Regions from separate parts of the Mus musculus genome. Here region 2 is linked to region 1. A link is a contact called in ENCODE Hi-C or POLR2A ChIA-PET data. All regions are on one chromosome and are shown on one strand. The core of a region is the stretch at or near the end of the contact, and the rest is flanking DNA. Distances in the headings are between cores, read along the strand shown. Region 1 has its middle 37 kb from the start of Wnt4. Region 2 holds the start of Cdc42 (cell division cycle 42).

Region 1 (3,216 bases), core at 394-2,893:
TCTTCGGCACTGCGTTAAGTGTGGCAGTCCAACCCTATAATCACAGCGTGCAGGAGAAAGAAATCTTTCTCAGCTATATAGAAAGTTCAAGGTCAGCACAGGATCCAAGAGACCTTGCCTGCAATTCATGAGCTCTGCCTCAAGAAAGAACAAACGAGTCAATAGCTGGCCAGAGGAAATATGAAGTATCTGACACACACACCAGTGGTGCCAGTCTGTGTGTACCATGTGTGGTCCCCTGCAATGCAACTCTACAAACTACTTATAGTGCACAGCAGGGGCTATGGTCTCACTACCGAAGTATCAAAGGTATTCATAACACTGTCCCAAGACTGTATAGCAGTCAAGGCTCTGCACAATTTCCCTAAGTTAGAAGTTCCATAGATTTTATAACTTGATAGTCTGTGGAATTTCTAGACTAAGTCTTAACTTCTTGAAGAATTCACTAGTTTTCCCAGTGCAGCAAGGTACTATAAAGTCAGCTCCATGACTTTCTGTCATTGATTCAAAAAAAAAAAAAGAAAAAGAAAAAGAAAAATCCCAGTAAGGAACTGGTATCCAAATTAGAGTGTAATCTGGAGTGAATTGTCAGAGTTTTAACCTAAATTTACCACTAGATGGAGCTAATCTCAACCATCTAAGAAACTCTTGTCAAAAACTGGCACCAAAATTTAAAATCTCTCTCTATAATCGTTTTGAAGCACTAGACAGTGTGGTATTAGCACAGGCCTTTCCGAAGCTCTGAACTCATGACCACAAAGCACAAATGAAGCTTTTCAGTTTTAGGCTTAGAGCTCACTAACAACCCTCTATTTTCTGCCTCTAGAACTGGCCCAATACCTCATTTATAGCTAGCTAACCACAGTCAAGACACGGGAGCTCAGACTCTACCATAATCAAATACTAATTGATTGTCAAACTAACCCACAAAAGTGGGCACTACTGTTAAATTCCTTACAGCTAAAACTCAACCCTACACCAGGCAGTGGTGGTGTACAACTTTTAAGAGACAGAGGCAAGGAGCTGAGTTCAATGCCAGCCTGGTCTACAGAGCAAGTCTCAGGACAGCCAGGGCTACACAGAGAAACCCTCTCTCAAAAAGCAAGCAAGCAAGCAAACAAAAAACTCAGCCCTAAATAATAATAAAATTCAATGGGGAGACCATGAACAACAGGACAAAGCAGCCGTTGTTTCAATACTTTTCCCAGAAGCCCACCTTGGCTTAATGAGGACAGTTTCCACTCATATTCATCTCTAACATTAATCACCTGGAATCTGCTACTGAGTTCCCTCTGCAGGGTGAACTGAAATATTACTGAGAAGAAAATAATACCGACTTCCCAAATAAAAGTCTAGACAAGCGCACCATCAGGTACTACAAAGTGCTTTTGCTAAAAGCACTCACTTCACACTCGCTCCCAACTCAAACAGGGCAGAGGTCGGCCGACCTTCACCCTACCCAGTTTCCAGGTCAAAACGCTGCCGAACTCTACTCAGAAGCACCCTAGTCTCTGTCTGTCTGGCCTACCAGCGGTACGATCTCATTCTCCTTGGAGGCTTAAGACACAAAGAGTAACTGAGACGCCTCGCTGTCAGCTTTTACAGCGTCCTGTTCCAGACCCCCATAAAGGCACCTGGAAGTCTTCAGTCACTGTCATAAACCAGCAGTTACTTTGGACTGCAGACCATCAGCGCCTGCCAAACAGATCACACCAGGATGAGATCATCCCTAGCAGGGGCCATCAACTCTGGGAACCAGAACAGGGCCTCAGGTATTAACTTCACCAAATCACCCAGCAGAACCTGACTCACTGACCAATCAGACCACACCTTGACCAAAAGCTTAATTATGCATCCCTCCCTACCTCCCAACTCTTCCTATTTCTTTAAAGCTTCAGTCATTACACGCCCCGCCTCCCCCGTCCCCCTTACCACCTCCCTGCCCCGCCAAGCCCCCAGGATGGACTTGGAGTCAACATACCCCTTTTCAGTATTTACCAACATGGCCTTGCTAACTTTCTTTTTTCACTATTCATACCTTTGGTTGGTATATGGGGGTGGGGGTGTTGAATGGCTGAGATTAACATATTGGGCCTCCCGGTATCAGATTGAATACTCCAGGGAAAGTAGTCTAACAATAAGCATACATAGAGCTACTTTACAGGCCAGAGGGCAGCTCCTTAGGATGAGCACTTCAGCTTATCTGCCTACAGACAGTGGCCAGGGGCTAGAGCTCACAGGAAATGCTGCTGAATAGGATGCCTTTGATTCATACTCTAATAGGTAATGGAGTATTCACCTTTACCTTCAAAACCTGTCCTTTCTATTTCAGAAGAAGAACGCAATGCAGACCCATGACACACTTACTGCAGGGTTTTCTTTACATCCTGGCCACATTAGTCTGCACAATTATTTTAAACCTCCCCTATTAAACATATATTTCAGTCTTCCTCCAACACAGGACTCTAATGTATATTATCTTTAATAGGCAAGTATCTACTGTCTCTCGAGTTCTCAATGGTGCACTCCAGTGAAAGTAGTCTCTAACAATAGCATACTTTACAGGCCACAGACAGTCGCTCCAGAGCAGCTCATTAGGATCACCACCTCATGAAAGAAAGGCTTATGTGTGCCTGAGGGTCAGTGATTCCTATGGAGAGCAGAGTGTGGCCGGGGACCATCCTGTCAATAGCTGGCTCTAATGTCCACACTACCCAAAGGCAGCAAGACAGTATGAAGCGAGTCCAGGAAAAGGATGTGGAAAGCAGTGCTCAGCACTGAGGAGTCTGGGGTTGCCCTATTACTCAAACCTGGAGCCAAGAACTTGAAGGTAAACACTGATGACGGAAGGTCAGAGATGTGGGCCCAGATGCAATACAGTTGTGTAAGGTGTCTAAACTGCCTCTTTTTCTTCACCACACACAGAATTAGCAGATTACATAAACTACAAAATATAAAGACTGTGGAAGGACCACAGAACTGCTTGGCCACCTAGCTGTCCTTAAGCCTGTTTTAAACTCTCCTTCCTAAAGTAACAACCACCTCAGCAGAGGAGGAGCTTTGCTCCATAGTTTAGAGCACTAGCTACACCTTCAGGGACCTAGGTTCAACTCCTACTACCCATTCCTCCAGTCCCAGGGTGATCTGACGCCCTCTTCTGGCATCCCCAGACACTACACGCATGCAGTGCACAGACACATATGCAGGCAAAACACC
Region 2 (3,216 bases), core at 496-2,995, 43 kb after region 1:
TATACAAATGAGCAATAATGGGAAAAGTCTTGTTCAAACATGAGCCACCCTTACAGGGATGCACTGGATATCATTTGCTTTGCAGTGTTAATGTTCTTCAATGCTAGTGTGTACTATAATCAAAGGACACACCATTCTAGTGATCTAAAAATATTACTCAAGTTTTTAGGGTTAGAAATTAAAATCAAGGTTGGTAATTCAAGTAGCTCATTCCTGTAAGCCCAGCTCTTGAGAGGCAGAGACTAGGAGGTCCCTCTATGTTTAAGGTTAACCGGGGCTACATATGGAGACCCTGTCTCAAGATAAAAAAAAAAAAAAAATCCAAAAGCCCTTTTAATGGAAAAACTAAAGCATGCAACTTTGAAGTTGCAATCCTAACAAAGACAAATCAGGGGTATGACGAAATTCTCTTTTCACCTCATTCTTCAAACCATGCACTGAAGTTGGGTTCTTTACATCAAGTAAGTCACAATTAGTGTGGCAAAGAATTGCTCCTGCAATTCACCCGAGTATATAGCCAAGGGGTCCTTTAAAGATCATACCTACACAAGTGGCTGCAGACAGTGTATATTCCCTGACCAAAATAACTTAAACCTAAGATTTTGAACCTTCGGTATTTTAGGTGCATCTCAGGCAGCCTGAAGACAGGCAACAGGATTTCAACAACAACAAAAAAAAATTGCCACCTTACTCTGAACCAATGTGCTGGGTTGACCCACAAAGGCCGCAAGATGCTGTCTTAATTTGAATAGCCCTGACTTGTAGGAGTTAAAACTCTCACCCCTTATGCTGCGATGACGTAATCTTCCACACTGAATTTCTCCCAGAGTTAAAGGGGTGGAAAGAGGAATTTACAAAATAGTAATAATAACCGACAAAGAAAATTTCCTGCTAGGAACGAGGAACTGAGTAAGTGGCCAGGCGGGGTTTCGGGAGGTGCTTAGGCAGGTCCCGGATGGCAAAGAGGCCGGCCCCGGCAGGAGAGCCCCGGGAGCCGCGGGGCAGGAGAGGACACGGCGCGGGGCTGGAGACCGCCGAGGGGCGCAGGCGCAGAGCCGCCCGGTCCGTCACCTCGGCCCCGGCCCGGCCCGGCCCTGCGGCCGCAGTTCCGCTCCCCTCCCCCGCCAGCCGCAACGCGTCCGTGGCGGGGCCGGGGAAGCAGGAAGTCGAGGCCCACAACGGAGAGACAGCCCCCGGCCTCCGACCCCGGTCCGGACCGGGCGTCTCCCACCCCGCGCCCCGGGGCCTCGGAGCCCGCGGGCGGCCGGAGGGGGAGGGGAGCGGGTGGGATGGGTGTGCCCGGTCCTCTCGCCGCCGCCGCCGCCGCCGCCGCCGCTGACAGCTCGGCCGGGCTGTGCCCTCGGCCGCCGCCATCCCCGGCCGCGCCGCGCCGCCATTCCAGCCCTAAGCCTCGCCGCGACCCCGCCTCGCTTCCCTCAGAACCCGGGCCGGCGGGCGCACGCGACCCCGGCAAGCCCTCCCTCGCGGCCCACCGCCCGCAAGCACCGGGATGCCCCTGCCCGCGAGCATCCTCGAGAACCGAGAGAGGACGGGGGGGGGGGGGACACGCGAAGGGGACCGGGCGGCGCAGAAGACGCTCCCGCAGGGAGGCTTCTCGGGCCCCGCACTCACCTCAGCTTCTCCGCCGGGGCGTTGGCAGCACTGCGCGGGGCCTCCTCGGCTGCCGGACAGGGGCACGCGCCTGACGTCAGCACGCAGGGGACGCATGGTTGGGTGCCCGCGGAAGTGGGAGGGACAAAGAGAGAGAAGGGGCTGAGGGCGGCTCGGGCTCCGCCCCTTGGCGCGCACGCGCGCGGGCTGCGTTCCTTGCATGCTCTGGTTGGCTCTCTGCGCCTTTTAACGGTATTTTTTATCCGTAATAAAACTATGAACAATGATGTGCACGGTGTTGTAACTAAAGTTTATTTTGAGTCTTGCAACTTCGTGAAGAAAAGTGTTGTAAATATGTTTTACTTTTATATTTTTGTTTATTTTATTGAGACAGGGTGTCATTATGTAGCCCTTGCTATCCCAGAATGGCTATGTAGACCAGGCTGTCCCAGAACACAGCAATACTACTGCCTCTGCTTCCAGAGTTCTGATATTTCAAGAAATGTACTACCATGCCTGAGCTGTCTCTCTCTTTTTTGTTGTTGTTTTTTGTTTTTTGACAAGAGTTTCTTTCCATGGGTAGCCCTAGCTGTATTGAAACTTGCTGTGGAGCCCAGGCTAGCCTGGAACTCAGAGAATCCCTTGCCTCTGCTTCCTGGGTGCTGGGATTAAAGGTGTGCATCACCATACCCAGGCTACCGGGTTTGTTTTGTTTTGTTTTGTTTTTAATAACTTGAGACGTGATCTCGTTTAGCGCAGCCTGGATTTGAATGCTTAACTAGGTACCAGAGGTTGATCTTAAACTGCTAAGCCTCTACCTCCGAAGTGCTGAGCTTATAGGCGTGCCCCTCCATAGCCTGCCTCTTTGCTTCTCTGAGAGAGGAAGTGACTTGCTGTGCACAGCTTTATCTGTCTGTTTTTGGAGTGGGAGTTGAGTATCACCCTCGGTTTTGTTTAGAACTAAAGACTTTCCCCCTCAAAAAAGTCCTACATTTACTGTCCCTGAGTGCTCTCCCCTGGCCCCTTTGGTTGGATCTGACCTATCAAATCCTTCTCTTCCCTGTCATCTCGGCGCCTGTTGAATAGCTGCCTTCTCTGGCCGTGTACTAGCTGCTGGAGAATAGAGAGCCTAGCCTTCTGTCAGATGCTCCCCAACATTAGAGGAACCTTATCTCAGTAATGTTCTCTTGCGGGCTGGAGATGTAGCCCAGTCGGTAGAGAGCTTGCCAAGAATGCACGAAGCCCCACGTTAGTGCCTCTACCACATTCATAATCCAAGCTCTGAGATGGATGGCTGTAATCCCAGCACTTGGGAGGTGGAAGCAGAAAAATCTATGGTGACCCTTGGTTGCATAGAAGATTCAGAGTGTCCTAGGATACAAAACATCCATTCTCAAAAAACAGGAGGGTGTGTCTTAAGGAGGCAGAACTCTGAGACCTCAGATGTGTGCTCCTGCATCCAGCTTTATGTGGGCCCTAGGGATTCGAACTCAAGTCCTCACACCTGCGCAGCAATCACTTTGCCCTCTAAGCCACCTCCCAGCCTGCAATCTACTTCTTTCAAAGCTGTACTGTAAACATCGTTCTGTGTCGAACGAAGCCCCG

What was found. Hi-C counts contacts between places; a loop is a spot of excess contacts on that map. ChIA-PET counts read pairs that join two places held with the same protein, here RNA polymerase II (POLR2A).
Region 2: a loop to region 1 is called in a map of heart, with 2.0 times the contacts of the local background. The contact joins the promoter of Cdc42 here to the enhancer-like site in region 1. A Hi-C loop is called at or near these places in 2 of 37 maps with a recorded cell type or tissue (gastrocnemius and heart). POLR2A ChIA-PET finds 5 or more read pairs at or near these places in 2 of 5 experiments (Patski and embryonic stem cell).

The regions. Positions count from the first base shown.
Region 1 is chr4:137,313,073-137,316,288 of GRCm38, forward strand. No RefSeq gene overlaps it. Among named protein-coding and RNA genes, the nearest start is that of Wnt4, 37 kb to the left of the region's middle. Within about 2 kb of position 1,644, at least 1 of the 3 ENCODE cell types and tissues checked has a DNase peak (open chromatin) inside an H3K27ac peak, as active enhancers do; it is heart, where a contact is called at or near this core.
Region 2 is chr4:137,356,014-137,359,229 of GRCm38, forward strand. Cdc42 (cell division cycle 42) reads right to left here and starts at 1,746. Exons shown (of 6, transcript NM_009861.3): 1 at 1,633-1,746.